2 separate regions of the Homo sapiens genome follow, and region 2 is linked to region 1. A link is an interaction called in ENCODE POLR2A ChIA-PET data of the cell type or tissue named here. Cell type or tissue: OCI-LY7. All regions are shown on one strand. Each heading gives the region's core, and the rest is flanking DNA. Links, peaks and the distances in the headings are about the cores only. Region 1 overlaps BORCS8-MEF2B (BORCS8-MEF2B readthrough). Region 2 overlaps MAU2 (MAU2 sister chromatid cohesion factor).

Region 1 (8,322 bases), core at 169-8,168:
CGCTGACCCTCGCGCTCGCTAGAATGGAAAGACTGCAAGACGGGGCTCTCGGGTGGCCTGTGTGGCCTCACTCAACTGTGCCTCCTGGGGCCAGATATGTGCTCCCACAGGGAGTGACAGACCCTCCGCAGCTACTGGTCCCTCAAGCCCGCACCGCCTGCCCCTCCACAGTCCAAGACAACCACACTGCTTCCACCAACCACTTCCCTCTCCTTACCTCTCCCCGCTAAAGGCTGTTTTCTAAACTTCAAAGGTCAGCTGTGAGGGGCCTTCCAGGATTGGACCCCAGCCCAGAACTCTAAATCCACCCCTTCCCCTGGGATCCCAGCACAGGCCAGACCCACAGGAAGATCAGAGCAGGGGTTGGTGAATGTATCAATGTGAAAAGAATTACAGGATAAAGATGGCTCTGGGATGGGCACTTCTGGAGAAGCCCCCGGCCCGTCTGGGGCAGGCAGGGGATCCATGCACTCCCCTAACCCTGTGGGGTCAGGCTTGGGCCAGAGGAGGGATGGGAGGCTGGGACAGGCCAGAATTGGGGCAAGGGCTGTGCCAGAGGAGTCAGGGAGGGTTTCTCAGAAGAGAGGGCATTTGTGCTGGGCTTTCAAGTATGTGTAGGAGTTTGCCACTAGGAGAAAGGTTTTTCTTGTTTTTTTCTTCAAGGCAGGATCTCACTGTGTTGCCCAGGCTGGAGTGCAGTGGCATGATCATAGCTCACTGCAGCCTCGACCTCCTAGGCTCAAGCAATCCTCCCAACTTAGCCTCCCCAGCAGCTGGGACTACAGGCAGGCCACCACCAGGTCCAGCTAATTTTGTTTTTTTTAAGAGAGGATGTCTCACTATGTTGCCCAGGCTGGTCCCAAACTCCTGGGCTTAAGAGATCCTTCCTCCTCGGCCTCCCAAGGTGCTGAGATTACAGGTGTGAGCCACTACACAAGACCCGAGAAGGGCTTTTTCAAGAGGGAAAAGCACTTGCAAAAGTGCAGAGGAAGAGCATAGAACATTCTCTGGCCGGGGAAGATGAGGAAGGTGAAGCCAGTATAGCGGGCAGGGGGTGAAGAGGAGGGGCAGATACAGGTGGAGAGCAATGGGGCTGCAAAGCTGCCTGGTGTCCATCTCCTCCAGAGAAGAGAGGGGCTGGTCCCCCAAACTCAGGGGGAGGCATGTGGCAGATGCTGGAGTGTGGGGGACACTGAGACAGGGAACAGGGGGCCTGGGAGGCTTGTGTCTCTCCCCACACCTCAGTTTACCCGTCTGTGACATGGGCAGTGTGGGCCTCTAGTCTGAGCACAACTTTCTCTTTGGACATGAAAACTATAGAGTTCATACTGTGTCATCAGTGGGTCCCTCCTGTCCCCATCCAGTGCCCAGTGCCATACACTGGGGTGCCCCAAGGACATGCCAGGGCCTGGGCCAGGCTGGGGGCTTCTGCCTCCACTCCATGGTGCAGAACAAGGCTTGGGGAGTGTGGAGGTGGCTGGGGAGCCCTGGGCCCCCGGAGGGCTGCTCTGTTTACCGGAGGCCACCCGCCCACCTCTGATGCAACAGGCAGGCTCTGGTTACGTGAGGCCGGCAGCTGGGCCAGCTCTGGGGGAAGGGCTAGCCCAGCAGAGCGAAGCTGGCTGGGGCTGGCCCTTATGCACCCCAACTCCCCAGCCCCCTCCTTCTGGTGGGCACCATCTTGTTATTCATGGTCTGTCCCGTGTCCTTTTGCCTCTGTTCCTATCCTATACCTTCCCCAACCACTAATTGTGTCCCCTAGCAGGGCCACCAAGAGTCTTAACCTCATTCTTCTCAGATGAAGGGACACCCTTAGTTGCTAGAGTAAGAGGTTGGAAGGTAGAAGGGAAGGTTGTGAGGAGGAAGGGATAGAAGGGTCCAGAGTGGGTGGTGAGGGAGAAGAGTGACCTGGGAAGCAGGTCTGGGAGATGGGGGAGGTGGTGGGTGGGGGATGGAGGAGAAGGCTAGGGTGGGAGGCTGGGGGAGGTGGAGAAGCTGCCCCCGCTGTCTCCCTCCTCCAGATTCTCTCCCCTCTCCCAGGAGAAGGCTTTGAAGGACCTTCCATGATAAGGATGTGTGACCCAGTAGGTAGGGAGGGCCCTGAGGTTAAAGAACCCTGAGTCCCCATCCCAGCTGTGCCGCCCACTCACTGTGTGACCTCAGGATGGTCACTGCACCCCTTGGGGCCTCTTTGCTCATATGAGAAGTGTGGATAGGCTGGGCGCGGTGGCTCACGCCTGTAATCCCAGCACTTTGGGAGGCCGAGGTGGGTGGATCCCGAGGTCAGGAGATCGAGACCATCCTCACTAACACGGTGAAACCCCGTCTCTACTGAAAATACAAAAAATTAGCCAGGCGTGGTGGCAGGCGCCTGTAGTCCCAGCTACTCGGGAGGCTGAGGCAGGAGAATGGCGTGAACCTGGGAGGCGGAGCTTGCAGTGAGCCAAGATCGTGCCACTGCACTCCAACCTGGGCGACAGAGCGAGACTCTGTCTCGAAAAAAAAAAGAAAAAAAAAAAAGCCAGGCATGGTGGCACACACCTGTAATCCCAGCTACTCAGGAGGCTGAGGCAGGAGAATTGCTTGAACCCGGGAGGTGGAGGTTGCAGTGAGCCAAGATCACGCCACTGTACTCCAGCCTGGGTGACAAGAGCAAGACTCTGTCTCAAAAAAGAAAAAAAAAAAAAAAAAAAGAAGAAGTGGGGATAATAGGAGCCCTTAAGGCCCACCTCCAATGTTCCCTCCTCCAAAAGCCTTCCTATCCTCTTACCACTTAGGATCCTTCCACCTCCCCACCCTTCCTTCCAGCTTAGCACTGATCCAGGGGGCGGGGTAGAGTATGTGGCTGGTTCTGTGTCCCCCAGCCTGGGGGTTCCTTGGGCCCGGGCCCAGTGCATGGTGGCACCAAAGGGGTGTCTCCACGGGTTTCTTTCTTTTCATTTTTTAGAGACAGAGTTGCTCTGTTGCCCAGGCTGGAGTGCAGTGGTACAATCATGGCTCACTGCAGCCTTGAACTCCTGGGCTCAAGTGATCCTCTCGCTTCCATCTACCAAGTAGCTGGGACTATAGGAATGCACTACCACACCTGGCTAATTTTTAAATTTTTTTTTGAGGTGCACTGGGTGTCTCGCTTGTTGCCCAGGCTGGTCTCGAACTCCTGGGCTTAAGCGATCCTCCTGCCTTGGCCTCCAAAAGAGCTAGGATTATGGATATGAGCCATTGCGCACAGCCTCCATGGGTTTCTTGAAGAACTGGAGAATCTCAAAGAAGGTCTAAGCAGTGAAAGGGAGTGGGGGATAAGCCTGGGGCACCCAGAAGCCTTGTTCAGGGATACTGTAGGGAAAAGAAAAAAAAAAAAAAAGGCTTTCCAGGGGCCTGAGTGTGCAGGACTCTCCGGGAACCCAGAGGAGTAGGTCTGAAATAAAAACCAGGACTCACACCAATGGCTAAGGACAAAAACCCAGCGGAAGTCTGATTCTTGTCCTGACCACTGTGGACGGAGCAGGGGGCAGGTCGCTGCCCTGTATGGGTCTCCTTTTACCCCATCTGCAGATCAGGGTTGGGATCCTTTCTGGGTGATCTCCAGCCTCGTGAGCACTATGCTTCTGTTTGGATGCCCCATGGCACGGAGAGCTCACTGTCTCTCTTCTAGCTGCCTATCTCTGGAGTTCTGCCGGGAGTTAAATTTTTTTTTTTTTTTTTTTTGAGACGGAGTCTGGCTCTGTCGCCAGGCTGGAGTGCAGTGGCGCAATCTCGGCTCACTGCAATCTCCACCTCCCGGGTTCAAGTCATTCTGCTGCCTCAGCCTCCCGAGTAGCTAGGATTACAGGTGCTCACCACAGCCAGCTAATTTTTGTATTTTTAGTAGAGATGGGGTTTCACCATGTTGGCCACGACGGTCTCAATCTCCTGACCTCGTAATCCACCCGCCTCGGGCTCCCAAAGTGCTGGGATTACAGGCGTGACCCACCATGCCCAGCTGGGTGTTTTTTGAAATGGAGTCTACCTCTGTCGCCCACGCTGGAGTGCAGTGGCGTGATCTCGGCTCACTGCAACCTCCACCTCCCGGGCTCAAGCGATTCTCCTGCCTCAGCCTCCAGAGTAGCTGGGGATTACAGGCATGCACCACACCCAGCTAATTTTTGTATTTTCAGTAGAGACGAGGTTTCATCATGTTGGCCAGGCTGGTCTCCAACTCCTGACGTCAAGTGATCCGCCCACCTCGGCCTCCGAAAGCGCTGGGATTACAGGTGTGAGCCCCCGCGCCTGGCCAGTAAATGCTATTGAGTGAGCTCTAGGAGTGCCCTTGCTCTCCACCCTGACAAGGGAGGCTGCGAGCTCTTGTTCTGAGAGCCCTCTGGCCTCTCAGAACCTCAGTTTGCTCTCTGAAAAATGGGAGCGAGGGCATATAGGGTGAAAAAGGGTGGAGGGTCACAGTGTGCCCACCAGGGCCAGCCAGGACTGCAGACAATGACCGCTAGGAGGCTGAACTTCCCGCCAACGCTTTGCCTCTTGCGCCCCCTGGCGGCTAGAGTGGGCGGGGCGCCCTCCAGGCAAAAAGGGCTATCGAGCATTCAAATGAGATGCAAATTAACCAGCGCCCCCACAAGCCCTTGGACTCGGGGTGACGAGGTGTCTGACAACCCAGAGTCTTGATCAGATCCCTTTTATCTATTTATTTATTTATTATTTTTTGAGACAGAGTCTCGCTCTGTCACCCAGGCTAGAGTGTAGTGGCTCCATCTTGGCTCACTGCAACCTCTGCCTCCCGGGTTCAAGCAATTCTCCTGCCTCAGCTTCCCAAGTAGCTGGGATTAGAGGCGCGCACCACCACACCCGGCTAATTTTTTATATTTTTGGTAGAGACAGGGTTTCACCATATTGGTCAGGCTGGTCTTGAACCCCTAACCTCAGGTGATCTGCCCACCTCAGCCTCCCAAAGTGCTGGGATTACAGGCGTGAGCCACCATGCTCAGCTATTTTGTTTTTTTATAGAGACAGGGTCTCTCCATGTTGCCAGGCTGGTCTCCAACTCCTGGACTCAGGGGTTCCTCTAGTCTTGACTTCCCAAAGTGCTGGGATTACAAGCGTGTGCCACCGCACCCGGCCTAGACTCCTTTTAAGAGATGACTGGGCTGGGCACGGTGGCTCACACCTGTAATCTCAGCACTTTGGGAGAACGAGGTCAGGAGTTCAAGACCAGTCTGGCCAAGATGGTGAAACCCCGTCTCTACTAAAACTACAAAAATTAGTTGGGCGCAGTGGCAGGTGCCTATAATCCCAGCTATTCTGGAGGCTGAGGTAGGAGAATGGCTTGAACCCAGGCGGCAGAGGTTATTGTGAGCCGAGATCGCGCCACTGCACTCCAGCCTGGGCGAGAGTGAGGCTCCAGCTCAAAAAAAAAAGAGAGAGAGATGACTGTTAGTCGCTGGTTGAGGTTGCATCCAGGGGCTATGAGTGACTCAGAGCCCTAGAAGGGTCTGGTGGGGCCCCCCACACCTGCCTCCCTCACCCCTAGCTCCTAGCGCCCCAGACATCCTAGGCAGGTCCTGGGAGGCAGGCAATAATCCCATTCTGCTGCCAGTTTGTCCTGAAGGTCTGAGCAAGAGGGCTGGCTCACAAATACCAGTGTTTGCTGGAGAAATGGTCGCACGAAGGACAGATGGACATTGAGAGGTGCCTTCAGAGCAGGTAAGAAGGGAGAAGGACTCTGGAGGCCACACACCAATCAGTGCCCTAAATGGGGTGGCTTTAGGCTCCTCCCCACTCCTAAGCTGAGTAGGACAGTGGAGAGGTGGGATAATGGCACAGAGGCCCCCCAGTGTGACCTAGAAGGAGGAGAGGTAGGGCTGAACCCCCTTTCCAGGCCTTCAGATGCCTTGACAGGCCCGATGTCCTAACAGGATGCCCTCTGTCTCCCCTCGGGACACCCCTGCTCTTCCCATCCGTCTCCATCAACCACCCCACAGTGCCAAGCTGAGGGACCCTCCCAGAGCAGTGACTGGAACCTGCCTCGACCCCAAACAACTCTTATCTGACCTCCCTAATACATTGTACTGGAACAAGGGATTCTGGGGTAACTGCATTGGCACACAGCTGGCCTTGGAGATGCATAACTTGTGGAGGCCTGGTCACCCAGGCTTGGCATTCACAGTGGTCAGTGCAGGCCCTTCTGCAAACAGCAGCAGAAACGGACTCAAAGCCATTTTGGCAAAAATCATAATTTAGGGGTCCATGAAACTGAAGAAATGAAATTGGCTAGTGTCAGGTACAGTTGGATCCAGGGCTCCACACAATGTTCTCAGGTCCCCCCGGAACCCCTCGCCCCGGCCTGGTTCCCATACACCCAGCTCAACCTTCCTGATGCTCCTGGTAGAACTCCCAGGAAAGGTCGCTCATTGGGTCACGTGTCCATCTCAAACCAATCACTAGGAACCTAGGACAAGGGAGCTCTGATTGGCCAGGCCGAGGTGCCACATCCACCACTGGAACTAGGGGTGGCTTCTCCATGTGGCCTGAGCCTGGGGTGGGCGTTGCTGCTTGAGGCAGAATGCAGGTTGGGAGGGTAGATCTGCGAATGTCCAACTCAGCCTGTAGAGAAGGTGCAGTCCAGCCTTCCTTATCCAGATGAAGAAAGGGAGAACCAAGGCTGGGTGCGGTGGCTCACACCTATAATCCCAGCACTTTGGGAGGCTGAGGCGGGAGGATCACGAGCTCAGGAGTTTGAGACCAGCCTAGCCAACATGGTGAAACCCCGTCTCTACAAAAAATACAAAAAATTAGCTGGGGGTAGTGGTGTGCGCCTGTAGTCCCAGCTACTTGGGAGGCTGAGACAGGAGGATCACTTGAGCCCAGGAGGCAGAGGTTGCAGTGAGCCGAGATCGTGCCACTGCACTCCAGCCTGGATGACAGCCAGATCCTGTCAAAAGAAAGAAAGAAAGAAGGAAGGAAGGAAGGAAGGAAGGAAGGAAGGAAGGAAGGAAGGAAGGAAGGAAGAGAAAAGAAAAGAAAAGAAAAGAAAAGAAAAGAAAAGAAAAGAAAAGAAAAGAAAAGAAAGGAAGAAAGAAAGGGAGACCCAGAGAGGGCCAGCACCAGGCCTATGTCACACAGCACATCAGAGGCAGGCAGGGCTGGGACCAAACCAAGCCGGGCTCTGCTCTTCTCTGACTGTGCCCTTTTTTTTTTTGGTTGGGGGGCGGCGGGTGCGAAGTCTCGCTCTGTCGCGCAGGCTGGAGTGCAGTGGCGCCATCTTGGCTCACTGGAACCTCTGCCTCCTGGGTTCAAGCGATTCTCATGCCTCAACCTCCTGAGTAGCTGGGATTACAGGTGCCCGCCATCACACCCGGCAGAGCCTCTTTTTGTCCATATGTATTTGGGGGTGAGACCTGCCTTTTGGGGCTGAGGATGAAATGAGATGACCCCTGTGAAGACTTTAGCCCAGGGCCAGGGACTTGATAGGTGCATAATCAGGATTATTTTGATGGCAGTTATTGGTCCAAGGGTCGATGGGGGGCCAGTGAGAGTCCAGGAGCAGCAAAGCCACTTCTGGACTTCTGGGAACATGGACGGCTGGGCCTGGAGGCTCCGGGCAGGTGCAGGAGGAATGCTGGCCACACTCGTTCAGTCTTCAGTCTCTGCCTGGCCCAGCTTCAGTCAGGCTGGGGAGCAGGGGCAAGGGCCAGGGTGGTCTGAGAGACAGACCCAAGGCATGAGGCAGCACCTGAGGGATGACCCCGGGCCAGACTAAGGTGGAGCTTGGTGGTCAGAGGTCCGGGTGGGAATCCTGGCATTTCTGGGCGTGGGCGATGACCCTGAGCTGGCTGCCTTACCTCTCGGGGCCTCAGTTTCCTCTTCTGTAAAACAGGGCAGTGCTTAAGGTCCTGGGACAGGAGAGGGGGATGACTTGACCCTGCGAAGGTCACTGATGACCCCAAAGAGGCGCAGTTTTGGGGGAAAAGTGGGAATGAAAGCCTCTGAGGCCGGGCGCAGTGGCTCATGCCTATAATCCCAGGACTTTGGGAGGCCGAGGCGGGCAGATCACCTGAGGTCGGGAGTTCGAGACCTGACTGACCAACATGCTGAAATTCCATCTCTACTAAAAATACAAAAATTAGCCGGGCGAGGTGGCAGGCACCTGTAGTCCCACCTACTCGGGAGGCTGAAGCGGGATAATCGCTTGAACCTGACAGGCAGAGGTTACACTGAACCGAGATCGCACCACCGCACTCTAGCCTGGGTGACAGAGTGAGACTCCATCTCAAAAAAAAAAAAAAGAGAGAAAAAAAAAGCCTCTGAGATGCGGCATGAGGCTGGCGGTTCCAG
Region 2 (8,322 bases), core at 219-8,218, 190 kb after region 1:
ACTCATGTCACCACGGCGTGCATCATGTTCATCCCCATCTATTTATTTAAGCCTTTCTTTGCTTGTAGGGCATTTTGTATGTAGAGCAGTTGAAAACAGAACCTCAGAACTTAACATCTGTCCTGATGTTAAAGTGCTTTTCATGACCACCCTGTTATCTATGTATATGTAAAGTTAAGGATGAGATCTTAAGTTTACAATTAAAAACTCAGTACTCAATATTTAATATTCTACTCGAGCTTTATGGAAGCCAAATCATGTGCATGTGTGTGTGTGCGTGTGTGCAAGCTTTGAACCTCCTTCCACAGCCGCATCTTCTCATGACACAAAGCTTTTGATAAGTACTTTCCTGTGGGTCGCTCAGCGCCTCATAGCATCTCATTCAATTGCAAGAATAGAGGCCAGACACGGTGGCGCATGCCTGTAGTCCCAGCTAACTGGGAGGCTGAGGCAGGAGGATCACTTGAGCCCAGGAGATTGAGGCTGCAGTGAGCATGATCGCGACACTGCACTCCAGCCTGGGTGACGGTGAGACTTTGTCTCAAAAAAAAAAAAAAAAACAATGGAAGGCAGACAGCAAGTCCCTGAGGACACATCACACAGTGTCCTGTAGCTAAGTGTCTAGGAAAAAACAAAAACTCCAAACCCTTCAGTGGATGAGGACAAGGTCGCAGAAAGGCATTCTGTTGACAGATGAACAGCCGAAAGCTGGCCAGACCCTCCTGTATGCCTCTGCCCTTGTCCTGTGGGTTGAGGGGGTCTGACCAGGAGGCCACCTACAGCAGGAAGTGAGGCTGCCATGTTTCCTTGAGACACAGCTGCCTCTCCCCAGCTCTGTCCCTGTAGTCACCTGCCGGTGGGCGAGGATCCTCTCCCTGGGATAAGCACTCCCAGCCCCGTTTATCAGAAACACAGGCAAGGAAATTGGAACTGCCACCCAGCCCAGCATGGTGGCTCAATTGGTTGGTTGCGTTGTCAGTTGTCTCTTCGTTTTGTTAAGGTTTTTAATAAGTACGTTTGGCATAATGTCTTTTAATGGGTTTGTAATATTTGTAACGGTTTTAGCAGCCTATAACTTTTCAGCTGGTGCTTTTACTTAGGGAAAAAAACAATTTGTAAATACAGAACATTGTTTAAAAGACATAACCATAGAACATAGCTTCCTGTTTGTGGATTTTGTTTCCTATATATTCAAAGTAAAATGACTTACAGGAGCCACGTGCTGTGTCTTTGTTGTTTCCTCTGTCCGCTTTGTGAGCCATCCCAAAGACGGCTGCCACCCTTGCTGCCATGCCCACAGGGGCCCCCTCTGTGGCGGGGTCTTCAGCATGAGGATGCAGTCCCCAAATCCTGAGCCAGATGACGTGAATGGAAGCCTGAGTCCCCATCTCCTCCACTGATCATTTTCCTCTGGTCTGGCCTCGCCTAGAGAGGAAGGAACCCCATGCTCCATCAGCATATGAGGCCTTCAGCAGCCTGCTCCTGGAATCCTCCCTTCCCAGCCCTCTCAGGGGCAGACTCCCTCATGCACCCAGGTGTCCTGGTCCCTGTGTTTTTTTTTGTTGTTGTTGTTGTTTGAGATGGAGTCTTGCACTGTCGCCCAGGCTGGAGTGCAGAGGCGCGATCTCTGCTCACTGCAACCTCCACCTCCCAGGTTCAAGCGATACTCCTGCCTCAGCCTCCCAAGTAGCTGGGATTACAGGTGCCCGCCACCAAGCCCAGCTAATTTTTTGTATTTTTAGTAGGAACAGCATTTCACTGTGTTGGCCAGGCTGGTCTTGAACTCCTGACCTCGTGATCCACCTGCCTTGGCATCCCAAAGTGCTGGGATTACAGGCCTGAGCCACCGCGCCCAGCCGGTCCCTGCATTCTTAGAGGGGACCAGCCTCCATACACCTGGGAGTGAGGGGAGTTATTTGCCCAGATTTTTTTGTTTGGAGGTGAAATTACCATAACAAATTTAACTTTTTTTGCAGGTTGTGCTGGCTTACGCCTGTAATCCCAGTACTTTGGGAGGCCGAGGCAGGAGGATCCCTTGAGCCCAGGAGTTCAAGAACAGCCTGGGCTACATAGTGAGACCTAGTCTCTACAAAAAATGTATAAAAATTAGCCAGGCAACCAGGTGCCGTGGCTCAAGCCAGTAATCCCAGCACTTTGGGAAGCCGAGGTGGGCGGATCACTTAAGGCCAAGAGTTGAGACCAGCCTGGCCACCATAGTGAAACCCTGTCTCTACTAAAAATACAAAAATTAGCCGGGTGTGGTGGCGTGCACTTGTAGTCCCAGCTACTCAGGAGGCTGAGGCAGGAGATTCACTTGCACCAGGGAGTGGAGGGTTTCAGTGACCCAAGATCCTGATACTGTGCTCCAGCCTGGGTGACAGAGTAAGACTCTCTCTCTCAAAAAATAAATAAATACAAATACAAAATATAAAAATTAGCCGGTATGGTGGCGCACAACTGTAATCCCAGCTACTCGGGAGGCTGAAGCAGGAGAATCGCTTGAACCCGGAGGCAGAGTTTGCAATGAACCAAGATCACACCACTGCCTGGGCGAGAGAGGGAGACTCTACCTCGAAAAAAAAAAATAGCCAGGCATGGTGGTGTGTTCCTGTAGTCCCAGTTACTTAGGAGGCTGAGGCGGGAGGATTACTTGAACCCAGGAGGATATTAGCAGAGACAGAGTCTTGCTCTATTTTATATGTATATAAAATAGTATTATCTGTAAAGTGGACTGCTCAGTGGTATTCAGTACGTTCACAGTGTTGCACAGTTATCATCTCTATCTAGTTCTGGGACATTTTCATTCCCCCAAAAGGAGATTCATTGCCATCAGCAGTCACTCCTCATTCCTCCTCCCTCCCCAAGCCCCTGGCAACTAGTAATCTGCTTCCTGTCTGTGAATTTGCCTGTTCTGGATATTTTATATCAATGGAATCTCATACCCTGTGACCTCTTGTAGCCTGGGATCTCTCAGCACTATGTTTTCAAGGTTCATCTGCACTGTAGCATGGATCATTGCTTTGTTCCTTTTATGAGTGAATAATATCCCATTATATGGATGGACCAAACTGTTGATCTTTTTTTTTTTTTTTTGAGACAGGGTCTTGCTCTGTCACCCAGGCTGGAGTGCAGTGGGTTGATCTCGGCTCACTGCAACCTTTGCTTCCTAGGGTCAAGCAATTCTCCTGCCTCAGTCTCCTGAGTAGCTGGGACTACAGGCGCATACCACCAAGCCCAGATAATTTTTGGATTTTTAGTAGAGATGAGGTTTCACCATATTAGCCAGGCTGGTCTCAGACCCCTGACCTTGTGATCCACCTGCCTCGGCCTCTCAAAGCGCTGGGATTACAAGCATAAGCCACTGCACCCGGCTTTTTTTTTTTTTTCTTGAGACAGGATCTTGCTCTATAGCCCAGTGCAGTGGTATGATCTCAGCTCACTGCAACCTCCACCTCCCAGGCTCAAGGGATCCTCCCACCTCAGCCCCCCAAATAGCTGGAATGACAGGCACCACCATGCCAGGCTAATTTTTCTATATTTTCTAGACATGGGGTTTCACCTTGTTGCCCAGGCTGGTCTTGAACTCCTGGACTCAAGTGATCTGCCCGCCTTGGCCTCCCAAAGTGCTGGGATTACCACCGTGAACCACGGTGCCCGGCCTTATCCATCCTTTTATGGACATTCGGGTTGCTTCCCCCTTGTGGCGACTGTGAATAGTGCTGCTCTGTGAGTTTTGGCTGGACCACGTGTTTTCAATTCTCCTGGGCTTTCCCTGTGTCTTTATTGTGGACAGACAGGGCCGCTCAGCACACACATATGGTGTGAAGGCCCTCATGTCACTCTCAGGTTAGTTCCCCATGAGAGATACACAAGCCATCTTAGCCTCGAGCCCCAAGGGGCTCTGCTGGATGTGCAACGTTTTTGTATTTTGTTTTGCTATGTGTCGTTTAGAGACAGAGTCTCACTCTGTTGCCCGGGCAGGAGTGCAGTGGTGCAATCACTTGAGCCTCACTGCAGCCTCAAACGCCCTGGCCCAAGCGACCCTCCTGCCTCATCCTCCTGTGTAGCTGGGACTATAGATACGTGCCACCACACCCGGTTAATTTTTTTTTTTTTTTTGAGATGGAGTCTTGCACTGTTGCCCGGGCTGGAGTGCAGTGGTGTGATCTCGGCTCACTGCAACCTCTGCCTCCCAGATTCAAGAGATTCTCCTGCCTCAGCCTCCCGAGTAGCTGGGATTACAGGCACCTGCCTCCATTCCCAGCTAATTTTTTTGTATTTTTTAGTAGACACAGGGTTTCACCATGTTGGCCAGGCTGGTCTCCAACTCCTGAGCTCAAGCAATCCTCCCACCTTGGACTCCCAAAGTGCTGGGATTACAGTCGTGAGACACCACACCGGCCCTGTGCGAGTGTTTGAGTCTCAACATGGTGATCACAGCACCCCAACCATCGATGCCTGGGCTCCTTCTGCCCCATCCCCACCAGTTCAGCACCAGGCAGCCTTTTCACTCAAGGTAGACTCTGCTTATCCTTCATCATCAGCTTGGACATCATCTTCTCCAGACAGACAGGCAGGGGCCCATCTGGCCCATCTCATACCTCTCCAGCCCCTGCATGGGATTCACATCTTGAACCTGAGCTGGACCAGAGCACAGCATGACGAGCCTGCCATGGGACCAGCCACCTTTCCAGCAGGTGTGCAGCCCCCAGCTGGGAGGTGTGAACCTGCATGTGGACAGCAGGTCTATCCTGGGTTGACCAATGTTTCACACAAAGCCTACACCCAGGCAGTCACCTTGGCCTGGGCGCCCGGCAGACTAGGGTCACACAGCTCCTCCTGTTGAGTCATTTCCGAGTAGGCTATGCCCTGTGCAGCATCCATGGGACCCTGACTCAGGAAGTGAGTGACCTTCCTTTTCCCACAAGCCATGTCCTCATCCATGTCATCCCTCATCCACTTAGAGGATGAGGCGGGAGGGAGGTTGAGGCAGGAGGATCGCTTGAGCCCAGGAGGTTGAGGCTGCAGCAAGCTATGATCGCCCCACTGCACTCCAGCCTGGGTGACAGAGTGAGACCCGCTCTCTAAACAAAACATAGTGAAACAAAAAACAAATGATAGAAGCCAGATGTGGTGGAGCATACCTGTAGTCCCAGCTCCTTAGGAGGCTGAGATGGGATGATGGTTCAGGTCCAAAAGTTTGAGACTAGCCTGGGCAACGTAGCAAGACCCCGTCTCTATAAAAAATAAAACATCTGCCTGTAATCCCAGTACTTTGGGAGGCCGAGGCAGGCGTATCACTTGAGGCCAGGAGTTTGAGACCAACCTGGGCAACGTAGCAAGACTTTGTCTCTATAAAAAATTTAAAATCAGCTGGACGTGGTGGCTCATGTCTGTAATCCCACCATGTTGGGAGGCCGAGGCAGGTGGATCACCTGAGGTCGCGAGTTCAAGACCAATGTGGCCAACATAGCGAAACACAGTCTCTACTAAAAATACAAAAATCAGCTGGGTGTGGTGCTGCACGCCTCTAATCCCAGCTACTTGGAGGCTGAGGCAGAAGACAGTGACCCCAGGAGGCAGAGGTGGCAGTGAGCCAAGATGGCACCATTGTACTCCAGCCTGGGTGATGGAGTGAGACTCCATCTCAAAAAAAAAAAAAAATTAAAATCAGCCAGGCATGGTGCCTCACGCCTGTAATCCCAGCACTTTGGGAGGCCAAGGCAGGGAGATCATTTGAGGTCAGCAGTTTTTTTTGTTTTGTTTTGTTTTGTTTTTGTTTTGTTTTGTTTTGTTTTTGAGATGGAGTCTCGCTCTGTCGCCCAGGCTGGAGTGCAGTGGCGCGATCTCAGCTCACTGCAAGCTCTGCCTCCTGGGTTCACGCCATTCTCCTGCCTCAGCCTCCTTAGTAGCTGGGACTACAGGCGCCCGCCACCGCGCCCAGCTAATTGTTTGTATTTTTAGTAGAGATGGGGTTTCACCGTGGTCTCCATCTCCTGACCTCGTGATCCGCCCGCCTCGGCCTCCCAAAGTGCTGGGATTACAGGCATGAGCCACTGCGCCCGGCCGAGGTCAGGAGTTTGAGACCAGCCTGACCAACATAGTGAAACCCTGTCTCTACTAAAATATAAAAATTAGCCAGCCGTGGTAGCGGGTGCCTGTAATCTCAGCTACTCGGGAGGCTGGGGCAGGAGAATCGCTTGAACCCAGGAGGCAGAAGTTGCAGTGAGCCAAGATCACGCCACTGCAGTCCAGCCTGGGCAACAGGGCAAGACTCCCTCTCAAAAATAAATAAACCTGGCAGGGCGAGGTGGCTCACACCTGTAATCCCAGCACTTTGGGGGGCCAAGGCAGATGGATCACCTAAGCTCAGGAGTTTGAGACCAGCCTGGCCAACATGGTGAAATCCCATCTCTACTAAAAATACAAAAAAATTAGCCGGGCATGGTGGTGGGCACCTGTAAATCCTAGCTACTCAGGAGACTGAGGCATGAGAATCGCTTGAATCCGGGAGGTTGGAGGTTGTGGTGAGCTGAGATCAGGCCACTGCCCTCCAGCCTGGACCACAGAGTGAGATTCCATCTAAAAAAAAGTAATAATAAAATAAATAAAAATAAAAATAAAATAATGCAAAAATTAGCCAGCCACGGTGGTGCACACCTGTAATCCCAGATACGTGGGAGGCTGAGGCAGGAGAATCACTTGAATCCAGGAGGTGGAGGTTGCAGTAAGCCAAGATCACGCCACTGCAGTCCAGCCTGGTTGACAGAGCTAGACTCCCTCTCGAAAAAACAAAAAAAACACTTTTTTTTTTAAATTTAAAATTGCCAGGCGGCCGGGCATGGTGGCTCATGCCTATAATCCCAGCACTTTGGGAGGCCGAGGCAGGTGGATCACCTGAGGTCAGGAGTTCGAGACCAGCCTGGCCAACATGGTGAAACCCCGTCTCTACTAAAAATACAAAAATTAGCAGGGCTTGGTGGTGGGTGCCTGTAATCCCAGCTACTCAGGAGGCTTGGGCAGGATAATCACTTGAATCTGGGTGGCAGAGCTGAGATCGCGCCGCTGCACTCCAGCCTGGGTGACAGAGCGAGACTCCGTCTCAAAAAACAAAAAAAAAAATTGCTAGGCATAGTGGTGTGTGCCTATAGTCCCAGCTACTCAGGAGTCTGAGGTGGAAGGATTGCTTCAGCCTGGGAGGTCGAGGCTGCAGTGAGCCACGATTGCAGCTCTGCAATCCAGTCTGAGCAACAGAGTGAGAACCGGTCTCTAAAAATAATAATAAAAATAAAAAAGAAAATGGACAACTTTCTTTTGAACACAGCTTCTAGAACCCAGCACCTGAGGAAATATACGCAGGCAGAAATCCTCGCAGTGGCCACCTCACATCCTGTCTCCTCCTATTCCGGCTGCTTTGACAAATTACCATAGACTGAGGGGCTTACAAACAACAAATACTTATTTCTTACTGATCTAGAGGCTGGGAAATTCAAAATCAAGGTGCCAGCAGATTCGGAGTCTGGCGAGGGCCTGCTTCCTGGTTTGCTTCCCGCTCTCTAGCTCCACCCTCATGACATAATCATCTCCCAGAGGCCCCACCTCCAAAATACAATCACAGGCTGGGTGCAGTGGCTCACGACTGTAATCCCAAAACTTTGGGAGGCCAAGACAGGAGAATCACTTGAGCTCAGGAGTTCAAGAGCAGCCTGGGCAACATGGTGACACCCTGTCTGTACAAAAAATACAAAAAAATTAGCCGGGCATGGTGGTGCGCACCCATAGTCCCATCTACTGGGGAAGCTGAGGCAGAGGATCACTTGAGCCCAGGAGTTCAAGGCTGGAGTGAGCCATGATCCCACCACGGCATTCCAGCCTGAGCGACAGATCAAGACCCTGTCTGAAAAATAAATAAAAAACAGAGGACCGAGCGCAATGGCTCACGCCTGTAATCCCAGCACTTTGGGAGGCCAAGGTGGGCAGATCATGACGTCAGGAGATGGAGACCATCCTGGCTAACACGGTGAAACTCCGTCTCTACTAAAAATACAAAAAATTAGCCGGCCCTCGTGGCGGCAGAGCTTGCAGTGAGCCGAGATCATGCCACTGCACTCCAGCCTGGGTGACAGAGTGAGACTCAGTTAAAAAAAAAAAAAAGAAAAAACAGGCCAGGCGCGGTGGCTCACACCTGAGCTGAGATCGTGCTGTTGCACTCCAGCCTGGGTGACAACAGCGAGACTCCGTCTCAAAAAAAAAAAAAAATACAATCACATTTCAACATAAGAATATTGAAAGAGGAGGGACACGGTGGCTCATGCCTGAATC

Evidence for each region. Peaks named below come from ENCODE experiments on the same cell type or tissue, not always from the same donor. Only the 100,000 strongest peaks of a DNase experiment are listed, where the experiment ranks them.
Region 2: POLR2A ChIA-PET joins it to region 1 with 11 read pairs; 3 of 35 experiments call an interaction of 5 or more read pairs at or near these places.

The regions. Positions count from the first base shown.
Region 1 is chr19:19,170,701-19,179,022 of GRCh38, forward strand. The region is part of intron 5 of BORCS8-MEF2B (BORCS8-MEF2B readthrough); the gene reads right to left. BORCS8 (BLOC-1 related complex subunit 8) reads right to left here. Exons shown (of 6, transcript NM_001145784.2): 6 at 6,206-6,760. Among named protein-coding and RNA genes, the nearest start is that of MEF2B, 4.6 kb to the left of the region's middle. RefSeq lists enhancers at 1-486, 1,269-1,488, 1,430-2,036, 3,680-4,181. In OCI-LY7, for the core only: a CTCF peak has its summit at 4,520 (motif pointing left); DNase peaks (open chromatin) are centred at 930, 1,561 and 4,521; H3K4me3 peaks cover 1,324 bases; H3K27ac peaks cover 2,604 bases.
Region 2 is chr19:19,357,537-19,365,858 of GRCh38, forward strand. It overlaps MAU2 (MAU2 sister chromatid cohesion factor), which reads left to right. Exons shown (of 19, transcript NM_015329.4): 19 at 1-1,218. LOC124904656 (a long non-coding RNA gene) reads right to left here. Exons shown (of 2, transcript XR_007067163.1): 2 at 1,175-1,425. Among named protein-coding and RNA genes, the nearest start is that of MAU2, 41 kb to the left of the region's middle. RefSeq lists enhancers at 7,420-7,519, 7,540-7,649. In OCI-LY7, for the core only: CTCF peaks have their summits at 3,711 (motif pointing left) and 3,912; DNase peaks (open chromatin) are centred at 3,725 and 7,555; H3K4me3 peaks cover 1,579 bases; H3K27ac peaks cover 1,827 bases.